Linked DNA regions of Mus musculus: all the other regions are linked to region 1. Evidence: chromatin loops called from intact Hi-C (ENCODE). Cell type or tissue: heart. All regions are shown on one strand. Links, peaks and the distances in the headings refer to the core of each region. The heading gives the core; the rest is flanking DNA.

What was found. A loop is a pair of places that touch in the nucleus more often than their neighbours do. Peaks named below come from ENCODE experiments on the same cell type or tissue, not always from the same donor. Only the 100,000 strongest peaks of a DNase experiment are listed, where the experiment ranks them.
Region 2: it touches region 1 in a loop (4-fold over the local background); 9 of 42 quality-filtered maps call a loop at or near these places.
Region 3: a loop joins it to region 1, with 2.9 times the contacts of the local background. A loop is called at or near these places in 6 of 42 quality-filtered maps.

What each region holds. Positions count from the first base shown.
Region 1 is chr16:18,871,166-18,881,781 of GRCm38, forward strand. Mrpl40 (mitochondrial ribosomal protein L40) reads right to left here and starts at 5,472. Exons shown (of 4, transcript NM_010922.2): 1 at 5,306-5,472; 2 at 4,159-4,242; 3 at 2,372-2,530; 4 at 853-1,497. The coding sequence starts at 5,358. The coding sequence ends at 1,173. Hira (histone cell cycle regulator) reads left to right here and starts at 5,585. Exons shown (of 25, transcript NM_010435.2): 1 at 5,585-6,354. The coding sequence starts at 6,318. In heart, for the core only: a CTCF peak has its summit at 6,782; DNase peaks (open chromatin) are centred at 5,446 and 5,926; H3K4me3 peaks cover 3,349 bases; H3K27ac peaks cover 2,533 bases.
Region 2 is chr16:18,807,550-18,818,165 of GRCm38, forward strand. It overlaps Cdc45 (cell division cycle 45), which reads right to left and starts at 4,423. Exons shown (of 19, transcript NM_001358206.1): 1 at 3,966-4,423; 2 at 3,756-3,815; 3 at 2,840-2,932; 4 at 1,183-1,320. The coding sequence starts at 4,016. It overlaps Ufd1 (ubiquitin recognition factor in ER-associated degradation 1), which reads left to right and starts at 4,745. Exons shown (of 12, transcript NM_011672.4): 1 at 4,745-4,868; 2 at 7,281-7,413; 3 at 7,780-7,812; 4 at 10,354-10,475. The coding sequence starts at 4,866. In heart, for the core only: CTCF peaks have their summits at 4,077 and 4,939; DNase peaks (open chromatin) are centred at 4,182 and 4,752; H3K4me3 peaks cover 3,160 bases; H3K27ac peaks cover 2,074 bases.
Region 3 is chr16:18,680,928-18,691,543 of GRCm38, forward strand. It overlaps the pseudogene Rps2-ps7. Among named protein-coding and RNA genes, the nearest start is that of Gm41429, 10 kb to the right of the region's middle. In heart, for the core only: a CTCF peak has its summit at 6,655; DNase peaks (open chromatin) are centred at 6,214 and 6,654; H3K4me3 peaks cover 923 bases; H3K27ac peaks cover 2,024 bases; H3K27me3 peaks cover 250 bases.

The DNA of each region.
Region 1 (10,616 bases), core at 2,617-10,616:
GCCTTTCTAAAGTTGTACCTCAAATCACTAGGAAAAATGGCACTATATTGCCACTGGGCCAAACCCTCCTCACTAAAATTCACATGTTGAAGTCCTAGCCCTCAGCATCCCAGAATGGGGAAGCAGGGTGTTTAAGGAGGTAATCAGGCTACAGTGAGACCATTACATTTGTTGTACACTAACATGAATGTACCAGAAGATGAGAAAACAAAGACTGATAAGCAACCTCTCTGGACCTGTAAACCAAAGGGGTAGCTTTGGAGAAATGAAGCATGCTAAAATCTCAGCTTGGGGAGTGCTAGAAAGCCTTGCAGGTGTTAGGTAAGGTGCCCACGCTATGGTATTTTGTTATGGCAGAATACTATACTCACTACTTCAGAGTTTTGGTTTTGTTTCAGAGACAGGGTCTCAAACTGTACCTTAGGGGATAGCCTTAAAACTCCTGGCAGTCTTTTTGCTTCAGTCTTCCAGGCACTGGGATTTCAGTAATTGTTTCAGATTAATTGTAGCAAATGCAAGTCTTGGGCCTGACTCGTCCTCTTCTGGAGGCCACAGCAGATTTCTGGCTTGTCCCACTCTCGAAAGGCCCTCTTCATCTTGACAATCCAAGGGGAAATTTTGCAGCTGCCTCCCAGCAAAGGTCCAGTTTCCTGTCACACTTACCCAGCATGCTTTTCACCTTTGGGTTATTACATGCCTTCTGCAAATTGTTTAGAATATAACTGAAATCTTTAGTTTCCAGCCACATCCCAACTGGAAGGTTCTTCTTGTTTTTCTGTCACTGTTTTACCAGCATCTGAAAACCTCAGTCAAACTTAGGTGAATTCATATTGATTAAAATAAACGACAGATACTTTTGATTACCCTTTATTTGTTGATTACAATAAATGACAGCCGGGCATGGTGGCGAATGCCTTTATTCCCAGCACTTGGGAGGCAGAGGCAGGTGAATTTCCGAGTTCGAGGCCAGCCTGGTCTACAGAGTGAGTTCCAGGACAGCCAGGACTACACAGAGAAACCCTGACTTGAAAAAAACAAAACAAAAGACAGATACTCTTGATTACCCTTTATTTGTTCCTAGGATGACTCACTTGTCTGTGGAAAGTAGACTTTAGATCTCTACTCCAGACTCCTAGGGCCAGCATGTTCCCAGGACAGCAGTTTTCAGTCTCTTATCTTTTGAATTCTACTTGTGTGTACACCTTGGTGATATCATTGTACCTGCCTTCAGGGGCCTGGTAGTTAGAGATAGGTGGTGTGTAATGTGGCCCTTCTTTCTCGAAGGGGAATAGGCTGGTATCCCGCTTTATGGCCTCGGCATAGAGCTCTGCAGATTCAAGTTTCAGCTCCTCCAGGGCTTCCTGCTGGGCTTCTAGCATGGATCTGATGGCGTCCCTCTCCATCTCATGCTCCTGCTGCTTAAACAGTGCCCACCTCTTCAGCAGAAGAGCTCTCCGTTCACTCTCCTCAGGTGAATGCTCCTCCTGAGGTCGCTGTCTGTGAACAAACACATAGAGCAAACATGGGAGGCCAAAGAGTACTGACACTATTGCAGAGGGACCCTTGTGACTGCACATGACTTAAGTGCCCTACTACCAGCACGGCCAGGCATAACCAGGGCTCAGGAAAATAGTAAATTTGAGGATATATTAAGAATGTAATGTCAGGGCTGGGGGGAGGATTCAGAGGTTAAGAGCATTTACTGTTCTTAGACACCAGAATTTCTTCTTAGCACTAGAATTATGTGGCTCAAAACTGCTTATAACTCAAGCCAAGAGCATCTGCTGCCTGTAAGGGTACTTGCATTCATATGAACATACTCCCAACACACAATTACATATTACAAAAAAAAAGAAAAAAAAAAAACCGCTCAGCATAGAACATGGCAGCAGCTGCTTTCCTCCGGCAGAAGGAGCCTGCTTGCCTGCTTGGAGAGAACTATACTGTTTCTGCCCCAGGCAAATTATCCTTTTGGTGAGCTGGGGGTACAGTAGAAAAATGAAACAAACACCAACTAGAGACAAGAGCTTGTTTAGTCCTAGAACACTAGAAAAACACTGGTGCTTCCCAACTTGTACGGTTTTATAAACTGTGCACTTTTGATAGGATGAGGGCTACAGAGCTAGGGTCTATGTCAAGGGTCAGAGCCAAGGCTCATGGAAATAAATAACACGAACCCTGGAGCAAAGCTGATCTAAACTCCCTGAGAATCTCCCCCCAAAATCCCCAAAAGCACAATCAAAATGAAAAGGATTCAGGTCAGGGCCAAGTCAAACCTACTCACTTGTTCCTACCACAGACATGAACTTCAGTTAGAACTACTTGAGGAACTCCTTTGCATTAAAGATGTCTCCCAGAGGAGAACTCTTACCTTGATTTATCCAAGAACCTCACAGGGGTAATAAAATCTTCAATAGGAATCAGTTCTTGGGAGGCTTTTTCCAGTTTTCGGATCCTCTTTTTCAAGCGATCCTTTGCTGCTTGATCCTTTCTGGGGTCTACCTTCTTCTTCTTCCGCAGAGGTTCTGCTCTAGTGGGTACAAGCACTCAACCTCAGGACGGATAGGATGCTAAATAAAGTATCTCATACTTGTGCTATATGCTAACAAGAAAGCTGTCCGCAGCCCTAACTCCACGAGCTTAGTCCACTGTCTTCCCGAGGACGGTATGGGTCCTATCAATTCCAGGAAGGACAGGGATCTACTAAGAGGAACTGTTGATTCTTTCTTTTTGTTGGTGGGGTGGGGTGGGTGGTTCTGAGACAGGGTTTCTCTGTAGCCCTGGCTGTCCTGAACTCACTCTGTAGACCAGGCTGGCCTTGTCAAACTGTCTCTGCCTCCCAAGTGTTGATATTAAAGGGGTGTGCAACCACTGCCCAACTTTTTTTTTTTTTTTAACTTTTATTCTTACACAGTCCTAGCTTGCCTTTAACTGGCTATGTTGTCAAGGATGTCCTTGAACTCTGATCCTACTGTCTCTACCTCCAGACTTCCAGCCTAGTTATTTTCTACTACTCCCAGTATTCTGGTGCTGGGGATTAACTTAAGGCTTTGTGCATGCTAGGCAAGGATCCAATAAACCAAGCTACATTCTTAGCTTGGAAGTGCCAGTCTGTGATTCAGGTGTATCTTAAAGCTGCCCTGAGAAGTGAACGTGCTGAACTAAGGGAGTAAAAGCTCATTCACATTTGAAATGAATTTGTGATTTACAAAATGCTTCAAGACTAAAAGAGACAGGACAGTAAAAATGACTGCCAGATTTTTTTTTTTTTAAATCAGTTTCTGGGGTGTTGAGAGGGCTCCGTGGTTAAGAACACTTGCTGCTCTTGCCGAGGATCTAGGTTTTGTTCCCAGCACTCACATGGCAGCTTACAACCATCATTGATTCTGGTTCCAAGGGATCTGGGACCCTCTTCTGGCCTTTGTGGGCACCATGCATGTAGACATAACACATTACAAAATTAGCCATGTCCTAAAGCTTTGGCAAGTATCTGATTTACTTTTAGGAACACACTTCCCAGGCTAAATGTGGCATTAGGAATAATCAAATTTGAAGCTGGAGAGATGACTTAGGAGTTACAAGGAGTGCTTGCAGATCTTAAACACTGGAGTTTGGTTCCCAGAACCCACATCAGGGGCTCACAACTGTTTGTAACTAGGAGAGCTATAACCCCTGACTGGCTTTGGGCACCCCAAACACATGTGTATACATATGTCAGGAACATAAACATTAAAAAAAAAAAACCCTTAAAGCAAACCTTTTAGCAATAAACTAAATAAAGCCCCAAGAAAGCATCCAAAGTTCCTAGAGTAACTATTATTAGTCTTTGAACCTTTCTCCCACTCAGTGAATCAGAATGAGCAGGGAAGAGCAAGGCCTATGGAAATACAGAAGTTAAGATATGCCCTTTGAAACACATAAGACTCCTTAAATCTAGCTGCTACTTATTTAAACTACTCAAGTAGCAATACATATATGCTATGCTATCATAGTACAGAGCTCCTTCAAAGGACAGAGGCATCCACTTAAATTTAACTATTAGTTCCACAGACTGAAATCTGCTTGCTAACCCAAGGTTGGGCACTCTTGCTTTGTTTTGGTCATATGCATACACGTGTTTCTCATACCCCAAGAGCTAAGGGTTATGCTGGATTTTACCTCATGGGGATGAGATCCCAGAAGGCCAGTAAGGAAGCTCTCTGGTGGGTGTGTCTGACGTGTGCCTGGCAGGTTCCAGGGATCCTGAAGGAGAGAAGGGTATGTATAAAGATCTGGGGAAAGAGAAGGCACATACACATAACTATAGGTCTTCCTAAAACCCGGAGGATGTTTGTAAGTATCTATTTTGTATTTTTTTCAGACAAAAGTCTCCCTAATTCGGGCTATCTTGCAACTTGAGACAATTTTCTTGCCTCAGCTGCTCCACCATGTCTAGTTCATTTGTATTAGGCCAGCAAGGTCAAAGTGAGGAATTTACAGAACTCTGTTTCTCACTGGGGCAGAGCCTTTACTTGCTCTGGCAGGATCTTCTTCTTCTTCTCCTTCTTCTTCCGTCTCTCTGTTTCTTTCTGTCTCTCTCTCTCTCCCCTTCTCTGTCCCCTCTCTTTCTCTGCCTCTACTCTCTTCTCAATTCCCCTTCCCATACCCACAAATAAACTCTATTCTATACTAGACCTGTCTAGTATATGACTGGTACCTCGAGGAAGGAAGGAGGGATGCTTCAGTGTGGACCACTGAGTAAAGTACCCCCTCCCACTGTACTATACGTCCCTTCTATAAAACATATCCTTGGATTTTTAAAAACACATTGCTCTTCTTCCTTTTTTTTTTTTTTTTTTTTTTTTTGGGTTTTTTTGAGACAGAGTTTCTCTGTAAAGCCCTGGCTGTCCTGGAACTCCCTTTGTAGACTGGGCTGACCTCGAACTCAGAAATCCGCCTGCCTTTGCCTCCCAAGTGCTGGGTTTAAAGGCGTGCTCCACCACGCCCGGCGTCTTTTTCTTCTTTTTAAAAATGGGGTGTAATATAGCCAGGTTTGTATGCAGCTGTTACGACCTTGACTTTCTGACCTAGCCTCCACCTCCATAGTGCTGGGGTTGCAGGAGTAGGCCACCACTTAAGCACGACTTAGGCTTCACACTTGTTAGGCAAATAGCCTGTTAAGTGAGTACACTTCCAGTTCGGATTTTCATCCGCAACAGATGCGGTAGGCTCATGCCCAGAAATAATCTGCGAGCACTAGCGAGCAGCTACGGGGCAAAGCCCGCGCACGCGCCCTGGGTATTCTGCCACCCGCGGCTACACTCACCAGCTCCGAGGCCGCAGAGCCCGCGCAGCACACAGCATCACCCCGGTAGCCATAGTTTTTCACGCCACCCGCTGGCGGGCAGCTTCCGGGAGCACGCCCCTGGGCGGTCCGACCTGAGGTACCCGGTCGGGTCTGGCAGGCCTCGGCCCGGAACTCGCGGGTCTGGGATTCCGAGAGGCGGGCCCGCAGCTGGCCCCGCCCCCGACGCAGCCCCGCCCCGGGCAAGCAACGGTGGCTTCGCCGCGCCCTTTTGCGGGCGTCCCGCCTTCTGTGGATGCTGCGGTGTTTTCCTGCTCTCTGCTCCGCCTGGCCTATGTGTTTACATCTATGAAAACGCCCCGCTCTTCTAATAAATGCGCCCGTCTGGCCCCCTATCCTTCACCAGCCTAGTTCTTTTATGCATGCAATCGAGCTCAGGGCCCGCTGCCGTCTGCCGCTAGATGCATGCTGGCGCCCGCCCGGCTGGCGCTCGCGAGATGCCCAATAGCGCGAATTGATGGATGGCGGAAGCTAGTTACTAAGCTGGACTCGGAGCCGCGGAGGTAGAACTAGAGATCTGCACACCACCCTGGTTCTGCATCGCCGGGCGGGATCTCAAGGCTTTGCCAGCCTGCTCACACCGACCCTCATCGGCGACCACATCAGTGGCAGCGGAGTATCCCCGTCCTCCCCCCCCTGTCTACCGAAGAACCGAGGCGGCCCGGTCCGCGTAGGGAGCGGTTTCCCGCCGGGGCGATTTGGCAGGTGCGCGCCGTGACTTCCGGCGTTGCCCGGGAGCCGCCGGAGGAGGAGCGGCGCAGGGGATGCGGCTGTGGCGGCGGCGGCGGCGGCCGAGCGCAGGAGGCGGCTGTGGCGGCGGCTGGGGGCACGGGCCGGCGATGGCGCGGCGGCGCTGAGGGCAAGGGTGGGCGGCGGCCGGAGGGCGGGCGGCGCGGGAGGAAGCTGCGGCAGCTCCATGGCCCAGGCGTGCTGAGGGACACGGCTCTGGCTTCAGCCCGGCAGCGGCCGAACAATGAAGCTCTTGAAGCCAACCTGGGTCAACCACAATGGTGAGTGCACGCAGGAGTCGTGGGCGGCCGAACCTGCATCGGGGTGGGGTCTGGGATTGGCTTGCGGCGGTGCTCAAGTCCTGCCCACCTTGTCCAGACGCTGGTGCCGGGTGCTGGAGCTGCAGAACGGGCAGGAGCAGACTTTGTCCCCGGCTCTGGGACACCGGCGAGCCCGGGCACGTGCTTCGGGCTGGTTGCAGCGAAGTCCGCCTTTGCCTCAGGCAATGGCGCTGTGTCCTGCGCCGCCCACCCTTAATCTGGGATGCCTGGCTCTGGTGAGCCGGCTTGGGTACCGACCTGGTGCTGCCATCCGGCTTCACCATCCAGTATGTGCTCAGATGGTTGTGAGTATGAAACTGGGGCGACATCCCCCTTGTGGCCTTTCAGCGGCTCGGTGAATCTGCATGAGATACTTACTGGCTGTATTGCCCTTTCTGAGGCCTGGAGTTTGTGACAGTGCCCCCACTCGGGCTATTGCGATCCTGGAATGGGAAGGGCCTGGGCTCAGGTCCTACGGAGGACCACGAAAGAACCACGTTTAATGTAAGGATTGGGGCTTCAGATGACTAAGATTGGGGCCAGTGGTGCACAGGAGACAAGCGACTTTGGATCCGTGATAGTGACTTCAAATAGCAGATTCCTACACCCTGGTGGAGAAAGCAGCCGGTGGCATCCAGTTTTGTCGAGAACTACTGCAGGAGGTTGTTTGCTCTCTGCCGAGCGAGTGAGGAAGAGCTAGAGCCTTTCCCCCCAGCTAGTACTTGAGTCTCTGGAAGGACCCGAAGGAAGCACGAGGAAGCAGCCAAGCTCTGCTGAAAGAGGAAGGGTCTTTCCTCCTTTCTACTTTGTATTGCATCTAGAGGGAGCTACAGTTGTGTGTGTGTTTTTGTGTGTGTGTGCGCGCGCCCGCGTAAAAGAAGGCAAGTAGATGCATTTTTCTCTTTTTAAAAATCCACGTGGCCAAATTTAAAAAAAAATTGGTCCTGGGTGCTTTTTATTCACAGCCGAACTTTTTTTTTTTTTTTTTTTTTTTTTTTGGAGGGGGAGGGGGCGTTCACAAGGAAGATCGTAGACGTAGACTGGGTACGACATGCTCTCTACATTAAACAGTATGATTCTGAAGTTCAGCTAAGAACAGATTTTAAAGTTTGGAGCCTAGTCCGAGCAGTGGTGGAGCACACCTTTAATCCCAGCACTCAGGAGGCAGAGGCAGGCGGATCTCTGAGTTCAAGGCCAGCCTGGTTTACAGAGTGAGTTCCAGGACAGCCCGGGCTACACAGAGAAACCCAGTCTCGAAAACACACACACACACACACACACACACACACACACACAAGTTTGGAGGCAAGAAGGTTCAAAGTTCATTTGAAATCTAGGTGATGGGGAGGGGAAAGAATATGATAGAACCATACTGTATGAAAAAATTTTTTTTGTTTTTGTTTTTTTGTTTTTTGTTTTTTTTTGAGCCAGGGTTTCTCTGTATAGCCCTGGCTGTCCTGGAACTCACTCTGTAGACCAGGCTGGCCTCGAACTCAGAGATCAACCTGCCTCTGCCTCCCAAGTCCTAGGATTAAAGGCATGCACCACCACCACCTGGCATGAAAATTTTTTTAAGTAAAAAAATCTAAGTGATGATTATTCATGATAAAAGATGTTGAGACTTAAGCAAACTTCTCTTTTTTTTTTTTTTAATTTAAAGGCACCCTCTTTCTCTATATTGCCTTTACCTTGGAGATGGTGTTATTACATGTCACTGCCAAGCATGCCTTTAAAGATGATGGTAATGAGAGGTGGGGAGTGGCTTCCTAGCCAGGTCCTGAAGAGTAGTAGCTGGTAGAGTCAAGTTTCCTTTGGATGAATAAATAGAAGCCCTACTGCACTGGAGGGGATCGTACTTCCTGGCTTTCTCACTCAGCATTTCCTGTCTCCTTATATATACAGCATGAACTCTTGGGGTCTGAGAGTTCAGAGAGGGGAGGAAAAGAGAACAAGGCAAGGTAGGCAACTAGAAGAGTTAAAAGCAGAAAGAGAGGTGTTTGTTGGTCTTCAGATTTTGGCCCAGTACTAGAGAAACCTCTCAGAAAGGATATCTCAGCCCCAGCATGATTGCCATTTTTAGTCACAACTGTTTTAGGGGCTGTCCTGTGTATTGTGTGATCTTTACTTAGATGTCAGCAGTATCTACCACCATAACTGTCCATTTACCTCTACCAAAAATATCTGGATATTGCTGATGCTCATTGATAGGCCATATCATCTCCAGCTGAAATGTTCTGGTTATCAGCATTTTTGTTTGTTTGTTTTTTTTCGAGATAGGGTTTCTCTGCATAGTCCTGGCTGTCCTGGACCTCACTCTGTAGACCAAGCTGGCCTTGAACTCAGAAATCCACCTGCCTCTGCCTCCCAAGTGCTGGGATTAAAGGTGTGTGCCACCATGCCTGGTCTATAAGATGCAATCTTATTGACTATATTTTACTTATTTATTTTTTGAGACAAGATCTCACTGTCTAGCCCTGGTTTTCTTGGAACTCTCCCAGTAGACCATGCTGGCCTAGAACTCACAGAGATCCTCCTGCCTCTGTCTTTCAGTTGCAGAGATTAAAGGCATGCACCATCATACCTGGCCATACACATTTACTTTAATCATGGCCAAAATAAGTTTCACTGCTAAGTAAGCTTATATCCTGGGCTCTAGTTATGGTGGCATACACCTATAGTTATGGTACTTGGGGCAGGCTGAGGCAGAAAGATTGAACTACAAAGGGCTTATCTCCAAGTGTAGATGAGTCTCTGCAGAGAATGTTAATAACAGAGATGGTGTTCTTGGACAGTCAGGATCAAAAAGCTCAAGCATTCCATTTGGAGACATAGTGTATGCTGCATAAGGTAAGCTGAGGAAGGAGAGGAAGAGAATGTGGCTGAGGGATGCATGGAATCTTGAACACCTTGTGGGGACTTGAACTTTCCTTTTTGGGTTTTGGGAGGGGTGCATTGAAGTTTCTGAGGGGTTTGGACACCTAAAATGTGTTTTAGGAAGTCCTTGGACTTAGAAGGTGAACTCCGGATCTTGGTAAGATGTGCTAAGAGAGTGAGGAAAGGTGGTGGCAGAGATGAGAAAGAGGAGGAAGCACTGTAGATAAAGGAAGAACTAGTGGGACTTGGCCATTACATGCAGGAAGTGTAGATTTATATCATTTTTTGAGTTTATAAGTGTGCTGGAGAAAGAATACAGATGAGAGATGGGCAGTGCTGTTTTCTTGTGTATGTGTGTGTGTGTGTGTGTGTGTTTGGGGTGTATGTACACATGTATGCCTACACACATTTGGAGACTAGGAGAGGTTTGCAAGTGCTCTGCTTTATCATCATTCTGTTCTGTATATCCCTGAGACAGATCTACCCTGGCAATCAGGAAGTGATTCCCTTCTTGCCCATCTCACTCAAGCTGGAGTTAGAGGTGGAGGAATAGACATTGTTGGGTTTTTATATGGGTGCTGGGGGTTAGTAGGTTCTCATGTTTGTGTTGCAGACTCTCTACTCACTGAGCTATCTCCTGAGCTCCTAGTGGAATTCTCTCAGACATTTACATATTTGTTTGTTTGCTCATTATTTCTATGTCTATGCCTGTGTGTACGTGTGCCAGAGATGAATGTCAAGTTTCTTCTGTTGCCCTCTCCCTTTTTGAAACAGTGTTTCTTACTGAACCTGGAATTCATTGACTGGCCAGTGATCCCTCAAGATACTCCTGTCTTTTGCATCCCAAGTGCTGGGATTACTGGTGTGGTGTTACACCTGGCTTTTTGTGTAGGTGCCAGAGACAGAATTCAGGTCAGTTTACCAACCCCTGACCCCCAACATTTAATCAATCAGCTGTCCATGATGGTCCATGACTGTAAATCCAGAACCCAAGAGGCAGAAGTTTGAGGCCAGCTGGGCTATAGATTGAGATCCTTTCCCATATATCACATACACACATTTTTTTTTTCATTTTAGAATTTTAATCTAGTAAGTGGTTGAACATACACTTTCAGCTTATGAGGAGATTCATGTTATACAGCTGGGAGGCACACTTGCGTAGTCCCTGGCTCTGACCAGTGAAGCCAAGTGGAGGGCCTGGTGTTATCATCCCAATCTTGGGTCTTGTGGGTATCCATAGAAGGTATATGAGCTGTCTTCATTGACCCAGATTTGTTTACCCAGATATTGCTAGTGTAACCTAATTACTTTAGTATTTGCTTATAGACTAAGAGAAGCCTAGCAAATGA
Region 2 (10,616 bases), core at 938-8,937, 65 kb before region 1:
CAGAGCCCTGGCAGCTCAGTACCATTCAGTAAGGCACTAGAGCTGCCCCACATGGCATTATTAAATTATGAAACTATGTTCTGAAAAGCATTTACCATCTACTTTAAGTCTGGACAACACTTCTTTCTTTCTTTTTAAATTGGTTAATTTTTATTTTATGGGCATTGGTATTTTTCTTGTGTGAGGGTGTCAGGTCCCATGGAACTGGAGTTACAGACAGTTGGAAGCTGCCATGTGGGTGCTGGGAATTGAGCCCAGGTCCACTGAGCCACCCCCCCCCAACATTTCTTTCTTATGTTATACATTAAAAGTAAAGTCCTACCAGCTGGCTTTTGATAAAGAATATGAATACGTTGTTATGGTTGGATATTTTATATGGTTTATACCCCAAAAGGTCCACCACACCTGAAGCTTGCAGCCTATGTAGGGTATTGAGGGGGTAGAGCCATTAAGAAGTGGGGTCTGGCAAGTGTTAGGTCAGTCAGGGGTCACTTAGAAGTGTGTCAGGTCTCTTGGGGGCTTAGTTTCCATGTGCAGTGTGGTTATAAAACTTCATCGGCTTGCTCTGATATTCCTGTCTCACCATAGAAATTTCCTTACTATCCTATACACTCCCTCTATTGGGAAACCACTCACCACAGGGGTCTCACCAAGCAGAGCAGATGGCTGTGCTGTACCATACTCTTGAATATCCAGGACAGTAAGCTAAATATAACTTTTATCTATAAGGTACCCAGTCTCAGATATTTTCTTATAGCGACACAAAATGGATCAAGACAGATGTGAACCCTTAAGCCAATACACTTTTTGTCTTTAATAGCAATTCCTGACTGGTATCATATGAGGATCTCAGAATCTGAAGCCTTGTGGAAAGAGACCAGATCACAGAATGCTTAGACAGCTGGTCTGTGCTACATTTTGTACTTAATGCTTTGAGTTCAGAATAAGTATAGTTGAGCTATCTGAGGCTGAAACCTTCTGTCTGTCCACCCTCCAAATGATGCACATCCCACAAATGTATTGTGCGCGTGCCCATGAACTGGGTAAAAAGGAGCGTCCTGTACTGAAGATGCCCCCAGCTGCAGAAGTGGGAAGCACACTCTGCACAGATCTGTGCAATACTGTCACAGCCCAAAAAGGTACAGACTGACTAAAGGGAGAGCACACAGAAGGGCTGGGTACCTGAGTGTCATTGTACACATTCACAACGTTCACTGGCCTGTGGGTATCACACACAAAAAATATACTGTCTTCATCAGGCTGAAGGATATCCAACAGGTCCACGTTGGCTCCACAGTTTATGAGGATGAAATAGGAGAACTGAAAAACAGGACGAGGCACTGTAAAGGAGACACTGCACCTAGGAGGCCGCTCCTCCCCAGCACTGCCAGTCCCTGTGCTCCTCCATTGAGCACATTATGGCAAGGCCCAGGAGGAATGCTAAGTGGCTTGAAAACTGCTCACAGCTGGCTTGGTTACAGCCTTTCCATGATGACACTGTAAAATAGGTTCTGGGGCTCTTCTTGCTTCCTGAAGAGCACGCCGAGGCTCTGCAAACTCAAGACTTGTACACAAATAGCTAATGAAGAACAGGAGCAGGACTTCACACACACACATACCAGTCTCGCGGGCTGTTGCTCAATGCCAAAATGTTGCTGCAATGTCCCCTACAGCTTACCACATCACCAGCACTGTGTGGGTTAGGCTTGCAGTAAATCTTGGGCAGCCTCACGTGGCCTCCTCAATATTAGATCCTTTATCAAACAATCACTATAGGTAAAACCTTTCCTTAGTAACACCAAATTGCCTGCCTATGGGCTCACACCTGTAATACAACACTTTGAAGGCCAAGGAAGGAGGATTGTCCTCGGCTAGCAAATAAGATCTTGTCTCAAAATACTGGAGGTAAAAAACTCGACTGATATAAGTACTTCAAATTATAAATGAATCTCTTCCAAGTCATCCTAGAAGCAGCCAGGGACTCCAAATGCATTTTGACATGCCCTACCCATTCCCTATAGGGCCTTCAATAACCCATTCTCATCTGGTCCCAGGCAGAGGTAAGGAGTCTTGGTTCTACCGTTTAATTCCAAAGTGAAAACGTGTTTGATAACTGGAATGCATTTTCTAGAGATAACATAGAGCAGTAGTGTATCCTAATGAAATAAGTGAGGTTAGGACTGAACCCCCTCCCCAAGAGCAAGCATGAGCTGGATCTAGCCTGCTGCCCCCCACTCCCCCTGCACACATATGTAGCAAGTGCAGCTTCATCTTCACGTGGATCCCCAACAACTCAAGAGGGGGCTGCTCTGACTCTGTTGCCTTTATGTGGATTCCATTCCCCTAACTGGGCTGTTTTGTCTGGCCTCAGTGGGAGAGGTCCTGCAGTGACTTGATGAGCTGGGAGGGTGGGGGTGGGGGGGGTAACACCCTGTAAGGGGGGGTGGTTCTCCTTCTCAGAAAAGGGAATAGGAGGAGGTACTGTGGGGGGGGGTAACTAGGAGGAAGGAGGCTGATATGGGATACAAAATAAATAAATAAATGGAAACAACAAGTGAGGTCAGAGTAGGTGCTGCCCACAACTAAACTGTTTTTATTTTTGAGACAGGATCTTGTCGTGTAGCCCAGGCTGGCCTCAGTCTTGCTAGATGTAGTTCAAACCTACCTTAAATTGGTGGTTCCTTGGCAAATGTTGATTCCGCCACCATAACTTTAAGCCTAATAAAACTGATACTTCAAAAACACCCTTCTCCTACTTCAGAACTGGACAAATGCTAAGTATTAAGAACCTGCCACTGAGTAGAGTGGCCTAATTATTCTCCAATTCATTAGTTCATACCTGCTCTTTATGTTCAAGATATGCAGTTTCAAGTTCTTGCCACCCAGAAACCGGAACCAGCGTATACTGGACGTGGTCACACTGAAACAGGGCCTGGAGAGAGAGCATGTGGTCAGAAACCCTCATTAAAGATAACTTACCTGCAATCACCAGAAGCAGACTAGTTGAGTTGAGACAAAGATCTATGTGATATGCTGTTTGGTAAAAGGTCAATAGGAGAAGCTACGTGGCAAGGCTGTGAGCAAGAATTCAATCTGAATCTGTACAGTGTGCCAAAGTAAAACATTAAGAGAAAAAAAATACCCTAATTTTAATTACAGGGGTTCTGAAAAATTCCTAACCCCAGCACATTGTAAAAACCACACTATGAGCCGGGTGTGGTGGCGCACGCACGCCTTTAATCCCAGCACTCGGAAGGCAGAGGGAGATGGATTTGAGTTCGAGGCCAGCCTGGTCTATAAAGTGAGTTCCAGGACAGCCAGGGCTACACAGAGAAACCCTGTCTTGAAAAAACAAAAACAAAAAAACAAACCACACTATGGTCAGAGCCCAAACTAACAATCTTCTCTAATAGACTCGGGGCTCCTGTATTTCCTGCACTCCCTATTATACCACTCCCCACTGTCACATCTCCTCTCTCAAATTCCATCTTTGAGAGGTCATTTACAAATTCAAAGATTTCAGAAGTGAAACCATTTTCACTTGGGTTACTGTATAAAACACTACGTACTTGTCTCACTGTTTGCACTATACTTCTCTCTAGCTCCAGTATAGGTCAGAGAGGATATTTTGGGTTCCTCACCTCCTGCCTGCTCCTTCTGGTCCCTCCCCTTCTGTGACCTACCCCCTGCTGGGGCCAACCCTGATCTGTCACCTCTCCCTCCTGTCCTACCTTCCTAAGGTATTCAAAGCTCACCTGGAGGATCTTGCAAGCACACAAGGCATCCACGTCCGAGGCCACAAAGAGAAGGACCCTCTGTAGAAGCAAACGTGGACAGATGAGTTGAACACAGGGACGCTAAACTCTGTGGCAACTCTCTGACCTCCCGGCCCATCCACGGACACTCGCCCTCTTCTCCCCAGCCCCCAGATAAGGTTTGGATCAGGATCGTGGAATGGGAGTCACCTGGTTGTGGACCGTCTCGTAGAACTCCTTGCGGAAATCGGTCACGAACATAGCCACAGCGGCGGATACCTAGAACTGGCGCTGAGACACGGACAGCCCCGGAGGTCGTCAAGACTCCCGCCAAATCACAGCTCTTCTGATTGGTCCACGCCAGCAGCCAATAATTCTTAGCCTTTCCTCCTTTCTGATTGGTTCCTACTGGGGACAGCCAATAATGCTCTGCTATTCGCAGCTGGATAAGACCCGCCCGTCCCTCAAAAAATGAAACATCTTTCCTCAGGCTGCGAACCTTGTTGCCGGTGTTGACGCTAACGTCCAGTCACCCAAAACCACCTATGTTTGGCAGACATCTTTACTTCGGGAAGGAAGGTCTATTATCTGACCCTGGCATACTTAGAAAACAATATACTCTTAGACATAAAGTAAATTCAGTCACACATTATTTGAATGTGTTTCCAATAAGTTTCCAATACACGGTTCGTCGAATTAGAGTGAGCTATAGATTACTTCCGCCCGAATCCATGATGGCCGGGATCAACGCCGGAAACTCTAGCTGCATTCTGGGTATTGTAGTCCGTAAGGAGAACGGCTCCTATCAAGTTGTTTGGAAGAGAGTACTATCTAAACATTATAAACAGTCGCTATCCTGTGAAATCAATTATCAAGTGTTTTAATGTTTACTTTAAGTAATATTCAAACCTCAGGCCTTCCCATGACTTTCTGTTTTTCCGCCGCTGACTTCAGGCCTCCGTACCCCATCCCCTGCGGTGTTCCGTCACTTCCGGCGAGCCTCTCGCGGTTTCTGGGTTTCAGAGCAGTGGCCTGGACTGCAAAGAGGGAGCTGTGGGTTTTTATTGTAAGGTTCAGGAAAAGAAGCGGCATCACCAAACGCTGTCAGTCATGGTGAGTTGACCGGGGATCGCGAACCGGATGATGCCAGAGTTGCCCCTGGAGCTGGCAGGGAGGGCCTGGACCTGGTGGCGGAGGTGCCGAGTCACCCGGGCCTGCGTCGGGCCCCGACACTGTCCCGAGAGCTTCTGTCCCAAGTGGGACCCATAATTACGAGCCACCTCTTTTCTTCTTAGCTTGTCCGAGTCATGACTCGAATGCCTTTCGGCGGGACAGCAGCCCCGAGAGTAAAAAGGAACCTGCTACTTTATGTCGATAGTTCTCATAAGTGCTCGACACGCAACAAGTTTCCATGAACTCGGAGTTAACTGGAGATTTCTTGGGGGAGTGGCGCGAGGGAGGAGAAAACGAAGGACATTAAGCTCAGCCAAAGTTCCCTGACCTTTTATTTAGTAGAAATCATGTCTTAGGCTGTATGTCACGTTGTGTTCATCACGTTGTGATAACGACAATAGGTAATATGTAGTGCGCCTTTTTTCTATCAACGTATACTTATTTAATTCCTGCATTCCCCATGGAACATAGGTACGTAGTTATTATATTTACCGGTAGAACTAAAACTTAGAGAGGTGGTACTCAGGAAAGTGAGGCTCAGAGGTTGGAAGTCAAGTCCATCCGGCTGCAGTGATGTCTCATCACTCCTGTATATAGTGTTGACTCCGTGCCATTTGTTTGTTTGTTAAAAACAAGAAGTGATTATTAGATTTTTATCCTGAGTGTCACAGTAAGTCCCTGTCTAAGTTCATTTACATAACCAGCACTGAGTGTTTGATGTGTTAGGCATAAAAGCTTTAAAGGAAGTAACATGGATGATAGAAGCTCATGTTCATTGGTGGCTGAGTTGGAAGGATACCGTTCGGGTGTTGCATACTTCATGTACGTTGTTTATGTTCCAGAGAGAAGCAGTAGGTTAGATGGATGGCATAGGTGAAGATGCTTTGACGAGCACACACCCCCCACCCCCCAACCCCATGGCTCAAAAAAGGGCTTTGTGGGTTATGCACCTAAGACTGAGTCACACAGTTCTGGTACTTAAAGAAAAAGATAAAAGACTGAAGCACGCCTTTAATCCCAGCACTAGGGAAGCAGAGGCAGGCAGATTTCTGAGTTCAAGGCCAGCCTGGTCTACAAAGTGAGTTCCAGGACAGCCAGGACGATACAGAGAAACCCTGTCTCGAATAAACCAAAAAAAAAAAAAAAAAAGACTGAAAACTTGTGTACTAGTAACTGAAGAACAGTTTATTGGTGGGGGATGTTGGTGTGCACGTGGGCTTGAGAATAGAAGCCTTCGGGTGGGTATGTGAGCCCGTATGTGCATGTGAAGGTCAGCAGACTGTCTTGGATGTAGTTCTTCGTGTCTTGACTTTGCTGGCTGGTATGAGAAAATACTTGATATGCAGTGTGCAGGTCTGTTCTGTGCTGTGAGCACCAGGAGAAGCACTAACTCTGACCCCTGCCAAAGCAAGGGAGGCTTGCTGAAGAAGAAAAAGCATTGTTACTGAAAGCCAGGTGGAGGAATACATACATGGGCATCTGCTTTTCACCACCTGCAATGCTCTTTTGGGTTTCTTGCCCAGTTGACACTCAGACATGTAGGTCTTTAATGAGGGTCTCCTCCTGAACACTTGGTTAACATCCATTCTCGGGTGCTCTCTGTCCCGATACCTGTTTCTTGTCTTTAAAACTCCTAGACATAGGTATTTTATTGTTATCTTCCTTGTCTTTCATATCAAGTTCCCCAGGGCAGAGGTGATATCTGCCTGCAGTACCCAAACATTACTAAAGTGATATCCCCTAAAGTCCAGATTGGAGCCACACAAATGGTAGGCACTCAGGAAAAGAGGTGGCTTCTAAGTTAAGGATGGTGGGGAAAGGGCTCCAGGTGGAGTTACAAGTCCAGAGACAGAAACGTTAGGTTAGGAGATGGTGGATGGTCAGTAATGAGTCTCTGTGAAGTGTATGTAAGGCCCAGCCTTGATCCATCTTGAGAATAGGGAATAGTAGCAGAAGAATAGGAGGGGAAGGCCTGGTTTTATATTTAGTAAAGTTGCACTGTCTATAGATAATAGAAACTGGACCTGAGGGATGAGTTTGGGAGGCACAAGAAGGATTTGAGGTTCACCGTGCCGCCGAGGTGGTCAAAAGAACATTCTGGTTAGTTGAGATTTTAGTTTGCTGTGTTCTTTGACCACATTTATACGCACTGATGACTTGCTATGTTAGTGCTTGGCCTAAAGAAACATACCTTTGAGGTAGATACAGTGCACATTTGTGTACATTTGTTATGTGGGAGGCTAAGTCAAGGTCACCGGGATTCAGGACTTGATGACCAGCCTCTTTTTTTTTTACAGTGCCTTTGTTTCTTTGTTTTAATAATAATACCATTTCTTTCTTTCTTTCTCCTAGTTTTCTTTCAACATGTTTGACCACCCGATTCCCCGGGTCTTCCAGAACCGCTTCTCCACGCAGTACCGCTGCTTCTCCGTGTCCATGCTAGCAGGGCCTAATGACAGGTCAGATGTGGAGAAAGGAGGGAAGAGTATGTGCCTGTTTTTATTTTGAATAGTAACCTTTCCTGCCCTAAACTCTATGAGCCCTGTAGCCTTCTATAGCCCTTAGTTTGCATGTGGGCACCAGACACTAACATTATAGTAAAAATGTCACTGTCCTAAGGCATGGGTGGTGGGAGTAGGGTGCTAATTATGTTTGTTGACTAAATGCCATTCAGAGCACAAAAATAAATTACTTCAAGTAAGATTCTTTATGAAAAGTCGTTATGAAATTCTGGCTAGCCCCAAACCACTGTTTAAAGCTTTTAAAAGATGCATCAGAAAGTATACATCTTGCCTTTGGTCTACCCTTTTGTTTTTATTTACTTAATATTCCTGAAATATTCTTTTCACAGTAATTATGCCACCCTCAGCCCTCGATCAACTCAGTAAGTACTTTCTATATAAGTACGGGAAGCCAGAAATGGGCATGGGCTTTTCATTGTCCTCAGAGTCTGTGTAACATTTGTCAGGATGTGGTTAGAATCCTCTTTGGAGGGTGTGCTGGCCTAGAAGGACCAGGGGCAAGTACCTTAGATGAGGCAAAGCATGGCTCTGCTTCCCACTGCAAGGGTGCTATAAGCACCCACTCAGTAAAGGGTACTCTTTTCTCTTTCTTCTCACCTCAGCCCCTTCCCCAGTGCCTGGCTTGTCTCAAGAACTTGTCTAGATACAAAGGAACAGCACTTTGTATAGTGCTTGAGTAGTTCATACTGTGGTGTGGGCTCACTAGGTTGTCTTCCTAAAGGGGAAAAAAAGCTTGATCTCCAAGAGAACTGCATGACCCAGATCTCCCAAACCTGAGTTTTTCACTTCCAGTGTGGCATTGTATCCTGAGGAAGCCAGAGGTTGAACTGCCACTTTCTCTTCCTGTGCCAGATAAAGCCGTTGTGAGAAAAGCCCCAGGCTTGCTCTCTCTCGGATTATGAACAGCCCTGATTGTGGACACAATCTTTGCTTTGGAAACTTGAAGATCTTCCCATACTGAATTCATCCTGTGGGTCTTTGGTCTTGCTTTTGGGGTGAGCTGGCCAAGGAGCCCAGGTGTGTCCCTTAGCAAAGTGTCCAGAAAGATACTTTGGAATGGAATCAGTGGGATTTAGACCAGATCAGAGCAACATTCAGACCTTTCTTTGTTTGCTTTTGCTGTACTAAGGGTTGCATGCTAGTTGAGTGTTTATTCACTGAGTAGACCCTTCAGCCCTTTAAAGCCCTTTTTCTTCCTTCACACTGGGTCTCACCCAACTTAACTAGGATGACCTTGAACTTAAAATCTTCCTGCCTTGACTTTCTGAGTTACAGGTGTGCCACCTTGCTCAGCTGTTGAGGCCTGTTAAGTGGTGGAAAAAACCCACTGTAACCAAGTAAGACCAAGGGAGTCTTGATTTGTGAGATGCAGGTTATTGCTCAGGCTGTAGCAATTAAGTGTCTCAGAGGACTGGGGAGCTCGAAGTCAGGCTCTCCCATCAGTCAGTGGCTGAAGGGTGCTAGAGTTTCCTTTAATTTCCTCTGCCTCAGATCTTTGGTGGAGCCTGGTCTGCAGCACCCAGACTCTGGGTCAACTTGTAGCTTCCATGGTTGGAGCTGTTTTAGTGACAAAGAACATAAACCTAATTCCTTGGCCCTGGGCCACTTGTCTCAGTCACCCTTGTCCTGGCAAGATCACCTCCATTCTACAGTGAGGCAGTTTTCTAGGCTGCTTTGGAGCTTCCCACCCAAGCTCTTCCCTGATTGACTTTATTCATTCAACATTTACAGAGAGGCCAGAAGTCTTCTCTGCCTCCTGATACTAAGTGAACTTTTCTTGCCAGATGTGGTGGCAAGCCTCTGAGGTAGAGGCCATTTAGGGCTATGAAGTGAGTCTTGGTGTGTGCTTAACCTGACAAGCTGCAGTCTACTGACAAGTGGCAGAGTTCTGACTTCTGCACACTAAGTATGGATCCCAGCACGACCACTCCTGAGCGTGCTCATTGAGGGCATGTTACTTTATCCACATGCCTCAGTTTCTCCAACAAACTAAAAAGGGAGGAATGATAGTGCCTTCATTATTCTGGGAAGATTAAACAATTGCCCAGGACATAGCAAACACCACTGAGAACCTCACAGCACTTTCCTATTGCCCTGGTCTCCTGGCCTTTTCTGGTTTCGTGTGGCCAGGCCCTCCTCTCTCTGCCCTTGTGCCTTTGAGTCAGCATTCCACTAGTCCCGTTGCTGGCTCCTGCCCTCTGTGCAGCCATTAACTCATAGACCATTGGAATTCAGAAACATGCCATGTTGTGGCCTTCTGAGCTAGGGCTGCCCACTGGCCTGGTACTTGTCTCTGTTCCATGTGTTCTCATAGTGTCTCCCTTCCTGACTTACTCTCACACCTGATCCCAGCCATCTTGCCTAATTACTGGTCATTCCTTGAACTGGCTGAATTCTCATCCATTCCTTTGCTTAGCTGTCCCTCTTCCTGGATTGTGTGTCTGGTAGCTGACCTGGAAAACTGTGTCTTTAGGGCTTGGAAAGTCTATTCCCTGGTCTTTCTCCCTTACCACCCCTTTGCTTCCCTGGTGCCTGCAGTGTGTACTGGTTCACAATCTCACCTCTCTACATGAAAACCTTTAAAGGAACAGATTTTTTTTTTTTTTTTGTGACACATGGTTGACACTTAAGTTATTGATGAATAAATGAACACGTTACTTTTAAGAATCATGATTTCAAAAAATCATGTTTACGCTGGTGCTACATGACTAAGTCACCAAGCTCCTCTAGGGCCACATGGTGTGTTCTTGCAGTGATACCCCTCTGACTAGAACAGTAGGGGAATGTGGGAGTAGGCTCTGAAGTTTAGGCCACAGGAGGGCATTGGGTGGATGGGGTTTCCTTCACAGGAACTGGTGGTAGGTGTGGTACTTGCTTGTGTGTTATAACATCTTTGTTCTTAGGCCGGCTCAACATTACCTATCCTATGCTGTTTAAATTGACCAATAAGAATTCAGATCGGATGACACACTGCGGTGTACTGGAGTTTGTTGCTGATGAAGGCATCTGTTACCTCCCCCACTGGGTGAGTTGAGCTGTGAAGGTCTGCCCCTTTTCCATGTGTGTGCATGCCTGAGCATCCTTTCAAGTAGAAGATCTCAGTAAGAGGAAGACATCTTCAGCAGTGCGCTGTGCCACAGGTCAAGCTGATGTGAAGGGTGGGTGT
Region 3 (10,616 bases), core at 1,754-9,753, 190 kb before region 1:
AAAACAAAACAAACAAACAAACAAACAAAAACAACAACAAGAACAAAAAACAAAAAACATTTTCAGTGTCCCAGGGGCCACTCCCCTGATTAAGTCTGGAGCAGCAGAGATAAAGTATAGATTTAACAAGTATTACTTTCAAGAATACTGGAGGGGAATGTGTGTGAGCTGCAGGGAGGTTTGGAAGTGCCCTGCCATTGAGCTAGTCAAGGCATATCAAAATATAAAGGGTGTGTGTGTGTGTGTATGTGTGTGTTTCATTCGTGAATCTATAGCTTTTGGGCAGGTGCAGAGCACGTGTGACCCACCGGGAGACCAGAGTGAACTAACTACTCACTGCCACATGGTCCTTTTTTTTTTTTTTTAAAGCAGACTTAATTCTTTTATTTTTCTTGTATAAAAACCCTTATGTGGTAGCCACAGCTGGAGCCTGGGTCCTCTGAACAGAGACTCTGGTGTGGGTTTTCACAAGATGATCAGTGAATTCCTGATAAGGAGACTTGGTGAACATAGTCTCTTTCCAGAGGTCGGGGGTCAGGTAGCTGTAAGTCTTGGAGATGGCATCAAACGTGGCCTTAGCAAAGTTGCCCAGGGTGGCAGTGCAGCCTCTGGCTGAAGTGTAGCAGTCATCTATACCAGCCATCATCAGGAGCTTCTTGGGCACAGGAGCAGAGACAATGCCAGTGCCTCTGGGGACAGGGATGAGACGCACCAGCACAGAGCCACAGCGGCCTGTCACCTTGCATGGAACAGTGTGGGGGCTTGCCAATCTTGTTCCCCCAGTAGCCTCTCCGCACAGGGACGATGGAAAGCTTGGCCAAGATGATGGCCCCTCGGATGGCAGTGGCAACCTCCTTGGAGCACTTAACACCAAGACCAATGTGACCATTGTAGTCCCCAATAGCGACGAAAGCCTTGAACCTGGTCCGCTGGCCAGTCCTAGTCTGCTTCTGCACTGGCATGATTTTCAGAACCTCATCCTTTAGGGACGCACCCAGGAAGAAGTCAATGATCTCAGACTCCTTAATAGGCAGGGAGAACAGGTAGATCTCCTCCAAGGACTTGATCTTCATGTCCTTAACAAGGCGGCCCAGCTTGGTAACGGGGATCCACTCCTTGTCTTCAGCTTTACCTCCACGAGCCCCGCGGCCTCGACCACGGCCACGGCCTCGGGCCACGACCGCGGCCCCTAGACCGCTGCCGAATCCTCCGCGGAAGCCGCCGCGGCCTCCTAATCCTGGGCCTACGGGTCCTCCGGGCCCTCCCGCTGCACCTGCGTCATCCGCCATTTGGTGTTTTCCCGAAGAAGAAGAAGCCCACATGGTCCTTTTAATGTTCCCTTCTGTCATCACATATTAGAGGCTGGAGAATGGAGACTCAATCGTAGGTGAGAGCCGTATCAGTTAGTTTTTCTGTTGCTATGACAAAATACCCAACAGACACAACCTCGGCGAGGAAGGTCTATATTCCCACCGTGTGGTGCAAGGGCTCAGTCCATCTTGACAGGGAAGTATGACCGCAGGAATGTGAGGCAGCCGGTCACATCTTACTCACTGTGAGGAGGCCGAGAGCGATGGGTGCTGGTTGTTAGTTTACAGTGATTCCACTAGGCTCCTCCCAGGGACCTAGCAAGGGCTTAATTGCCCTGCTACCGTTACCTGTCAGGTAGTGAGCACCTGACAGGAAATGGTGGCAACCTTCCTTCCTTTCTTTCTTTCTTTCTTTCTTTCTTTCTTTCTTTCTTTCTTTCTTTCTTTCTTTCTTTCTTTCTTCCTTCCTTCCTTCCTTCCTTCCTTCCTTCCTTCCTTTCTTTCTTTCTTTCTTTCTTTCTTCCTTTCCTTTTGACTTGTAGCTTCTGAGGTCCCAGTCCATGTTCATTTGACCCTGTTGCTCTGTGCCTGCATCAAAGCAAGAGTGTCACAGCAGGATGTATAATGAAGGAAGCCATTCACTTCATGGTCCAGAAGCAAAGAGAGAGGAGAGGCCAGCCTCCCAGTATCTCCTTTCTTCCTTTCCTTTCCTTTCCTTTCCTTTCCTTTCCTTTCCTTTCCTTTCCTTTCCTTCCCCTCTTCCTTTCTTCTCAGCTGGTCTCTTCTTTTCCCTTTCAGTTCTTCTTTCTGTCCTTCTCTGTCTTCCTTCTCTGCCCTCATGCCTCTGTTCCTGTCTGCCTGCCTCTACCCCTTCTCCAGGACCTCACTCCAACTAAACCTCCTTTATACCAGATCTGTAGCATAACGTGATTTCTCAGGGGATGCCTTGGCCTGGGCTTACCATGTACCCCCACCACACATACACACACACTGAATCATATCATATCATAACATATCATATCATATCATATCATATCATATCATAACAATGGCGGTGCCTGTGTTCAAGGTTAGTCTTTACCTTTCGGAAAACAGAGTCATAGACACACCCAGAGGATGTGTCCATTGTAATTGTAAATCTGGCTGACAGTGAAGATGAACCATTACAATGTGGGAATTCTGAGTTCCCCACATCTACCCAGGTTTAGGCTAAAATGCTAAATGAACAAGTTAGACATCCTACTGCGCCATTCTGTGGGGGAAAGAGGAAGGCTGGGGTGGGAACAGGGCTGATTTTAGACTACAGACATGCCGGGAACTCCAGGATGTTCCCACGATGCTGTGTGTACTGGTTAAAAATACCGTCAATACCAAAAATTACAAAGTGTGTAACTAATCTTGCTACCTAGAGCCAAGAAAAACAAACTCCCGTCAAACAATGTATGGCCACCAGAGAGAGAGTCCCAGTGAGGGGGAGCATCAGTGGCCCCAGCTGGGGCCAGTGCCCTCTGTCAGGCTGCTCAGTGCACTGGGCAGCTGGCCGGCTCCTCTCTCCTTTTGTGGAAAGTGGGCGGAGCTGTGCCAGGCTTGACTGCCTCAGGCTTGGTGGTTCCATACTCACCACCTCCAGAGTTGCTACAGCCCAACAGTCCCTGAACTCCAGTTCATATGGATGCTTCTCTTCCTAGATGGACCCTGGCTGGGGCAGGAACGGCCATCAATATGAGGGGTGTGCCTTTTGGTCTTGTACCCAGAGAAGGCCCAATTTATCTGGAGAGAGGCCAGGTGCTCTCAGCCTCAGTCAGGGAATCCTATGGTCCTGCAGGCCAGGGCATGGTCAGCCGGGTAAGCCTCTTCCTTGTGTTTTAGTTAACACTAAGTTGTCTAGTAAAGGTTTACTAAAATGGCCCTGTGTAACCAGGCAGGTCTGTAATTCCAGCTTTGGGAAGAGTAGCCGGAGGCAGGGAGAACAGATCAAGTTTCCCCACTCCCAGGCTAGCCTGGGCTACAGAGCAAGATCCTGTCTCCAAAAAAAAAAAAAATGCTAATGGGGAAACATGAAATAAAACACCTTTAAGCCAGGCATGGTGGAACACACCTTTAATCCCAGCACTTGGGAAGCAGAGGCAGGTGGATTTCTGTGTTCGAGGCCAGCCTGGTCTACAGAGTGAGTTCCAGGACAGCCAGGGCTACACAGAGAAACCCTGTCTAGAAAAAAACAAACCAAACCAAAAACAAAATGAAATAAAACACCTTTAAAAATAAAGTAATTAAGAGGCAGGTGGATTTCTGAGTTTGAGGCCAGCCTGGTCTATAGAGTGAGTTCCAGGACAGCCAGAGCTACACAGAGAAACCCTGTCTTGAAAAAACAAAAGAAACAAACAAACAAACAAATAAAGTAATTAGAGCTGGAGAGATGGCTTTATGGTTAGGAATTCTTGCAGAGCACCTGAATTCAGTTCCCAGCACCCACATGGCAGTTCATAACATTCTGTAACTCCAGTTGTAGAGAATCTAATGTCTTCTTCTGACCTCTCAGGCACCAAGCACACATGTAGTGCACATGAATATATGCAGACAAAACATAAAATAAAATGTATAAATTAAAAAGAAATTAGGGTTTGAGAGATGGCTCAAAGTTTAAGAGCAATGACTGCTCTTTACAAAGATCCTGAGTTCAATTCCCAGCAACCACCTGGTGGCTCACAACCATCTGTAATGGGATCCAATGCCCTTTTCTGGTGTGTCTGAAGACAGCTACAGTGTACACATATACATAAAATAAAACAAACAAACAAACAAAAAAAAACAAAAACAAAAAATCAAATTAATTCTTTTGATAGGGTAAAAAAATAACAAGTCTAATGGCATTGAAAAATAACCATGAATAAATGGAAAGTGTTTTATTGCAAAGGAAAGTGTCTAATGCAAACTGGGTTAGTGAGCAGGAAGCAGGCGTGGCTGAACACAGGTGTTGGCTGCATCTCACGCTGTTGCACTTGCATCTCATCTTATGCAATTGGCTAATCAACACAAAGGGGAATGGGAGGGACAGGAAATGTGGACATTGTGGGGCTAGATATCATTTTTAGAATCATGCATTTTAATTGTGACCAGGTACACTCCCTGTGTCCATGTGCATCACTGTGATCATGTGCATCCCTGTGCCCATGTGCATCACTGTGTCCATGTGCATCACTGTGTCCATGTGCATCCCTGTGTCCATGTGCATCACTGTGCTCGTGTGCATCCCTGTGCTTATTTAATGTGGTCATGTGCACCTCTTGAGTCTCTCCCTCTCTTGCTCTCTATTGCTCTTTCATCTTCATGTCATATAGATGTGCATATTTAAAATAGCCCCTCCCCCCAATTTTGTAGCACTATTCACAACAGCCAGGGCATTGAATCAGTTTTGGTACCTATCACCAGATAGAAGGGTAAAAAAGTTATGGTGTATATAGTCAATGGATTTTTATTCATCCAAAAAGAATGAAATGACGTCATTTGCAGAAAAATGATTGCAATCGGAGAGCACTGTGTTAAGTGAAATAAGTCAACCTAAGAGAAATGCAGATCATTTTTTCTCTTAGGTGTGGTGCTTACACAGAAACTCTCACGTACTCAAGGGTGCCCCGTAGTCCATCCTTCATAGTGGAGAACCCCATTGTTGTCAACTGGGCAGATGTACAGCTTCTACAGGGTAGAAGGAAGGACCCTGGCAGCATCTTGGACCCTCAGACTGTGCCCACCATGCTCAGAGGCTTCACTGCCTCTCATCACTGAGGCTGCAGCAGAGCTGCCTGTGTGTGGAGGCCTTGCTACCCATGCTCTTCTCAGCAAGCTGCAAACTGCCCTGCCTCCAAAGGAGCTTACAAAGCAGCAGGCTTCTGCATAGTGAGAAGGAGGCATCTGTGTGACCCCCAGGCCAGGGTCCTGTGCTTGAAAGGGCAGCAAGGTGACCTGTCAGAGCACAAGGACAATCAGGGACTGCTTGTTCATCCACACATCCACACTCCCCACCCCCACCCCCAGGCAAAGGAGGTGGTGACTTCTCTCTGCTGGGTGGCCTAGTGATGCCTTGAGCTTCCCAGCTCGGTCTCTCTGAAACTTGCATGTGCTTATTTTACTTATTCGGTGGGAGGGGGCTCACTAGTTTTGGGGACAGGTTCTCATGTTTCTCAGGCTGGCCTCAAATGGACTATGTAGCTGAGGCTGAACTTCTGATTATCCTGCCTCCTCTTCCTAAACACTAGTATAACAAGCACAAGCCTTCAGCCAAGCCTGTTTTTCCTCTCCCCATCTCTCCACCTCTCCCTCCCACCCGGCTCTTTCTCTGACTTGGTCTCCCTATGCGGCTCAAGCTGGCCTGTAATTCAGGATCCTCCAGATCTCACCTCCTGAACCCGCAGGCACATTCTCATTTCAAAGAAACACTGGTGGGGGGGGGGGGGATTCCCCTTTTCAGGTTGGAAAGAGGGGCGTGTTATGGAAAGGGAGGAGAGGGGTACTGAGATAGAGATGTAAAGTGAGTGAGAGAAAATGAAGAGAACCTAGAAATAAACTATATAGCTAAAAAAATTTTAATGTGAATAGGACAGAAAAGAAACATTTATTATAATTTTAGCATAAAATGCCTTTCTTATAAAAAAATTTAAAATTCAAAGACCTAAGGAATAAAAGGCTAGTCGCTAGTCCTCAGACCGATTATTGACTTGGTGAGTGCCTACCCTGTGGCCGCGGCACAGGCTGACAACTCTGTCCCCAGGGGCTGCCGTGACCTCAATACACAAATAAGTCATTGCTTCAGCCTGGGCGGAGCGTGGGACCCGGGAGGCGCCAGGAGAGGGGGAGGGCGGGACCAGGCTGCCACAAACACTCCAGTCTCCAGGGCGGTGCGGTTTGCAGAAGGGCAGGAGGGAGGGCCTGCCCTGCGCTGCGCTGAGCTGAGCTGAGAGGTCAGCAGACGGCTGGGCCCCAGTTCAGTCTGCAGCGCTGGTCAGCCTCTCCTGGAACATGAGAATCCTACTCTTCCCAGAGCTGGCCTGCACTCACCTCTGACAAATCAGAACCCTGCGTTCTGGGCTTGGAGAATGTCTCAATAAAACTGAGAAGAGTGGAAGAACGGGGAAGAACAGAGAGAGGGAAAGAAGGAGGGGTGGGAAGAAGGGTGAAAAACACACAGAGAGAGACCCAGAGAGAAGGAGACACACAGGGAGAAACGGTGTTTATATCTAAGCTCAGGCCCGCCTTCATTCCAGAGTGCTCACTCAGCCCAGATCTTCGGAGCCCAAGGCAGAAGGTGACTCAAATCATGGCAGGGCAATCTGAGTGATTTGGCCAGTTTCCACCGACAGGGGGCCTCAGATCCCAGCTATCAGGCAGATGGGCAGTAAATGTCATGGTTGGATCTCTGTAGGGCACGTGCTGGACAGAAGCTGCTTTTTCTGGTGTGGTTTTAGTTGACGTTGGTCTTAGTCGCCAAGAGAGGAGATATCTCACGGCTCTGACTCCCTAAGGGCAAGGCTCTGCTTCAGCAAAGGTGAGCATGTAGAGAAGGGAGGGAGGAAGCTGGAGAAAAACCTGCGGTGCTTCCACCCAACAGGGTCAATGGAAACACACCACACACAGACAGAGGACTCACTCAGAGAGACACACACAGACACACATAAACATACACGCAGACACACTCACAGACACATACACAGAGACAGACATGTACAGTACAGAGACACATGCAGACAGACATTCACAGAAACACATGAACACTCCTATAAACACTGACAGATACATGTACAAAGACAGACAGACACACACACACACACACACACACACACACACACACACACACACACACACGCGCGCGCGCGCGCGCACGCGCGCGCGCATGATGAGTACCTTGGAGAGATTGCTTACATAGCATCCATAGACCCTAAGTTCTGAAGCTGCCCATATCCCAGGCACAATCAACCAGGTAATTCAGAGACTGACCCAGTGTTCCCTGACTCTCAAAACCAACATTCCTGAAACTTCCCCTTACTGATCCCTTCTCCCTGTGGATTTTTTGTACAGCCTTGGGTACATAGGCATATGAAATAGATCGACAAAATAAAAAATTTTAAAAAGATTTATTTATTTATTATGTATATAAGTACACTGTAGCTGTCTTCAGACACTCCAGAAGAGGGAGTCAGATCCCATTACAGATGGCTGTGAGCCACCATGTGGTTGTGGGATTTGAACTCAGGACCTCTGGAAGAGCAATCAGTGCTCTTAACCGCTGAGCCATCTCTCCAGCCCCTACAAAATCAAATTTTTATGTGATAAACAACCATAACAAACCATAAAGAATTTTGTTTTAAAATGTCTTTGGTGTACCTGTAATTTACCATTTATTTACTTTTTAAAAATCCCCAAATTTGCATGCTAATGAAATAAATGTACTTATTTATTTTTGCTCTAAGAATTAAAAATTGGGAGTTGGAGAGGTGGCTCAGTGGTTAAGAGCACTGTCTGCTGTCAGAGGACTCTGGTTCAATTCTCAGCACCCACATCGCAGCTCACAAATGTATACAACTCCCGTTCCCTGGCACCCTTCATAGATATGCTTGCTTGCCATCCTCCTGTTTCAGACTTCCAATTTCTGTGATTATAAGTAAATGTCATGGCTGGATCTCTATGACGCACCTGCTGGATGGAAACTGCAAATCTGCCTATAAGTGTTATTTGAAAAAAATTAAACATTTTCCAGCATGTGGTTGGTTGGGTTCGGGTCAACCCCGATAAGAGTGTCAAGTGTGTGTCGAGTTGACACTAGAGATGATGGGAGAGATTGGGTGGGACTCGTGTGCTCTGTGCATGGTGGGAGACACTGCTGTGTGGGACTCCTGTGCTCTGTGCATGATGGGAGACACTGCTGTGTGGGACTCGTGTACTCAGTAACATGCTCTCTGCCTCACCTCTGCTTCCTTTACCTAAAGTACTTTCCAGCAGTGCACAGCCATGTTATTTTCTCTAAATATTATTAAGTTATGTGTATGGCTGGAGGGCAAAGTAGAGGGAACCTGTACCTGAAGACTGCAAGGAGCAGGGCACCCACCCCTTGCTGGAGTGCTGGGATGCTCTGGGATGGCCTGAGTGCATGTCCTAGTGGATTGCACACATTTTAGGTTATGCAAGTCAGACTTCAGGAACACCATCTTAAAAAGTAACTGAAGGGCTGGGAAATGGCTCACTGGATGAAGTGCTTGCTATGCAAGCACCAGGGCCTGTGTCTACCTGTACCTGTACCTGTACCTGTACCTGTACCTGTACCTGTACCTGTACCTGTACCTGTACCTGTACCTGTACCTGTACCTGTACCTGTACCTGTACCTAGCCCCAGAGCTGGGGAAGGAAATAGGATAGGTCCCTGGAACTTATTGACCAATCCACCCAGCTGATTGGTCAAGCTCCAGGTTCAGTGAGAGACCTTATCTCACCTTATCTCAGTAAGTAGAGAGCAAATGAGGTTGTCCTCTGCCTCCCACATATGTGTACACCGCCTGCTTCTCTCTCTCTCTCTCTCTCTCTCTCTCTCTCTGTCTCTCTCTCTCTCTCTGTCTGCTGTGCACACATCATAAACAAACAAACAAATAAATATTGACCCCCAGCTGAGGTTGCAGCTCCAAGCACCTCATCCAGGGGTGAGCATCCCAGGATGAAGAGGCCACTGGACACAGGAGATGCTATACTCTCTCTTGCCCTGCATATTGCTTGGTAGGTTTACTGAGTTTTGGCTAGCTGAATGCCCCACACTCTCCCTTCTAAGCCAAGTTCAAGGGACTCTCAGCCATGTGTGTTCCTCCTGTGCGGCATTTGTTCCTGTGAGCTTAGGTCTCTTCACTTCAAGCTGTCAAGAACAAAGGCTGTGCTGGAGCCCCACTCACCTGCCCTGCTGCAACTTCATCCCCCAGAGCATAAACAGGAAGGGTCTGGCAGGCCTGGGAGCCAGGGTTGTGTGTCCTGTGTTGAGGAGAAAGTGCCAAGGACCTTGAAGCTTTGGCACTTTCACTGGAACTAAGGGGGCTTTGTGAAGAAAAAAACCCAAACAGCATTATAGCTCTTCCAGAACACACAGGAGGCACTGTGGGCTGACACGGTCTGTAGATGCCAGGATCTGCTCTGTGAGGATGCTCCAGTGCCTTGGTACATATGCACTCATGGCCCTGTGGGTGTCTGCTTTCACTTGTGAATTGGCAGGTTTCATGACACCTGTTCTCTGACCAGAGAGCTTCCTGTTGGCCTTTGCCCTAACTCTAAGCTGTGTATGCTGGAAAGGCATCCAAGCAGATAGCTAAGGGATAAATTAGCCTCTTCTTGGGGTACATGGGACTGGATATTGTGCTTGGAACTGCAGCAGCCATGTTGTTATAAGGAGGGAAACCAAATGAGGGTAAGTGACTGAGCCAGGAACTTCTTCCTATTTGACCTTGCACTTCCTGTCCTGTGAGATGTATAAAGCACTTAGAAAGGTTATACAGGGATGTAGTTTCAGGTGGGAACAGGGGGGTGGCCTGGCTGGCTCTCTGGAGCCAAAGACCTTAGAGACTCACCTGCTCCAGGTTGATCAAAGGCAAAAGTCAGACACAGCATCTGTTGTGGGCAGCCATTGCTTATTGATGAGATGCAGGGTCACAGGTTACATAACACATAGATGGAGACAGGCACAGAGCTGTTGGATTTGACCATGTGTGGACAGAGGGTTGACTGAGGCCGTGGCTGAGCAGGACCATAGCTAGGTGGGGGGGGGGGGGCATGGCTGGGTGGGGCCATGACTGGATAGGGCCATAGCTAAGTGGGACCATGGCTGAGTTTGGCCATGACTTGGTGGAGCCATGGGTGGGTGGGGCCATGGGTGGGTAGGGCCATGGCTGAAGGACCCTTTTTGAGGCTTGGAGATTTGAATCACTCTATGGATGAGAGGGTGGTTACAGCTGCCAGGACAAGGGGACAGAGTAAGAATCTGGGGTGAGTCTGGCCCCAGAGGCAGTGAAAGGGGTCTGCACAACTAGATGGTCCACGCAGGGACAGGCAGGAAGCTTGGTTGTGTTTCCCTGTGAGCAGTTTTTCTGCCTCTGTAAGTTTGAAGCTCCCACTTCCGAGGGTCTGTTTGCAGACATTTTCTCTGTGGCCTGCGCAGTAAGTTCTTAGGCTGTGGGATGGGCCGTGGAGGATCACAGTAACTGTTTAGAAGACAAGGGAGAAAAGCAGTTCTCACATGCTTGCTTAGAGACTGAATCTTGCTAGGACGCTCAGGTTGGCCTTGAA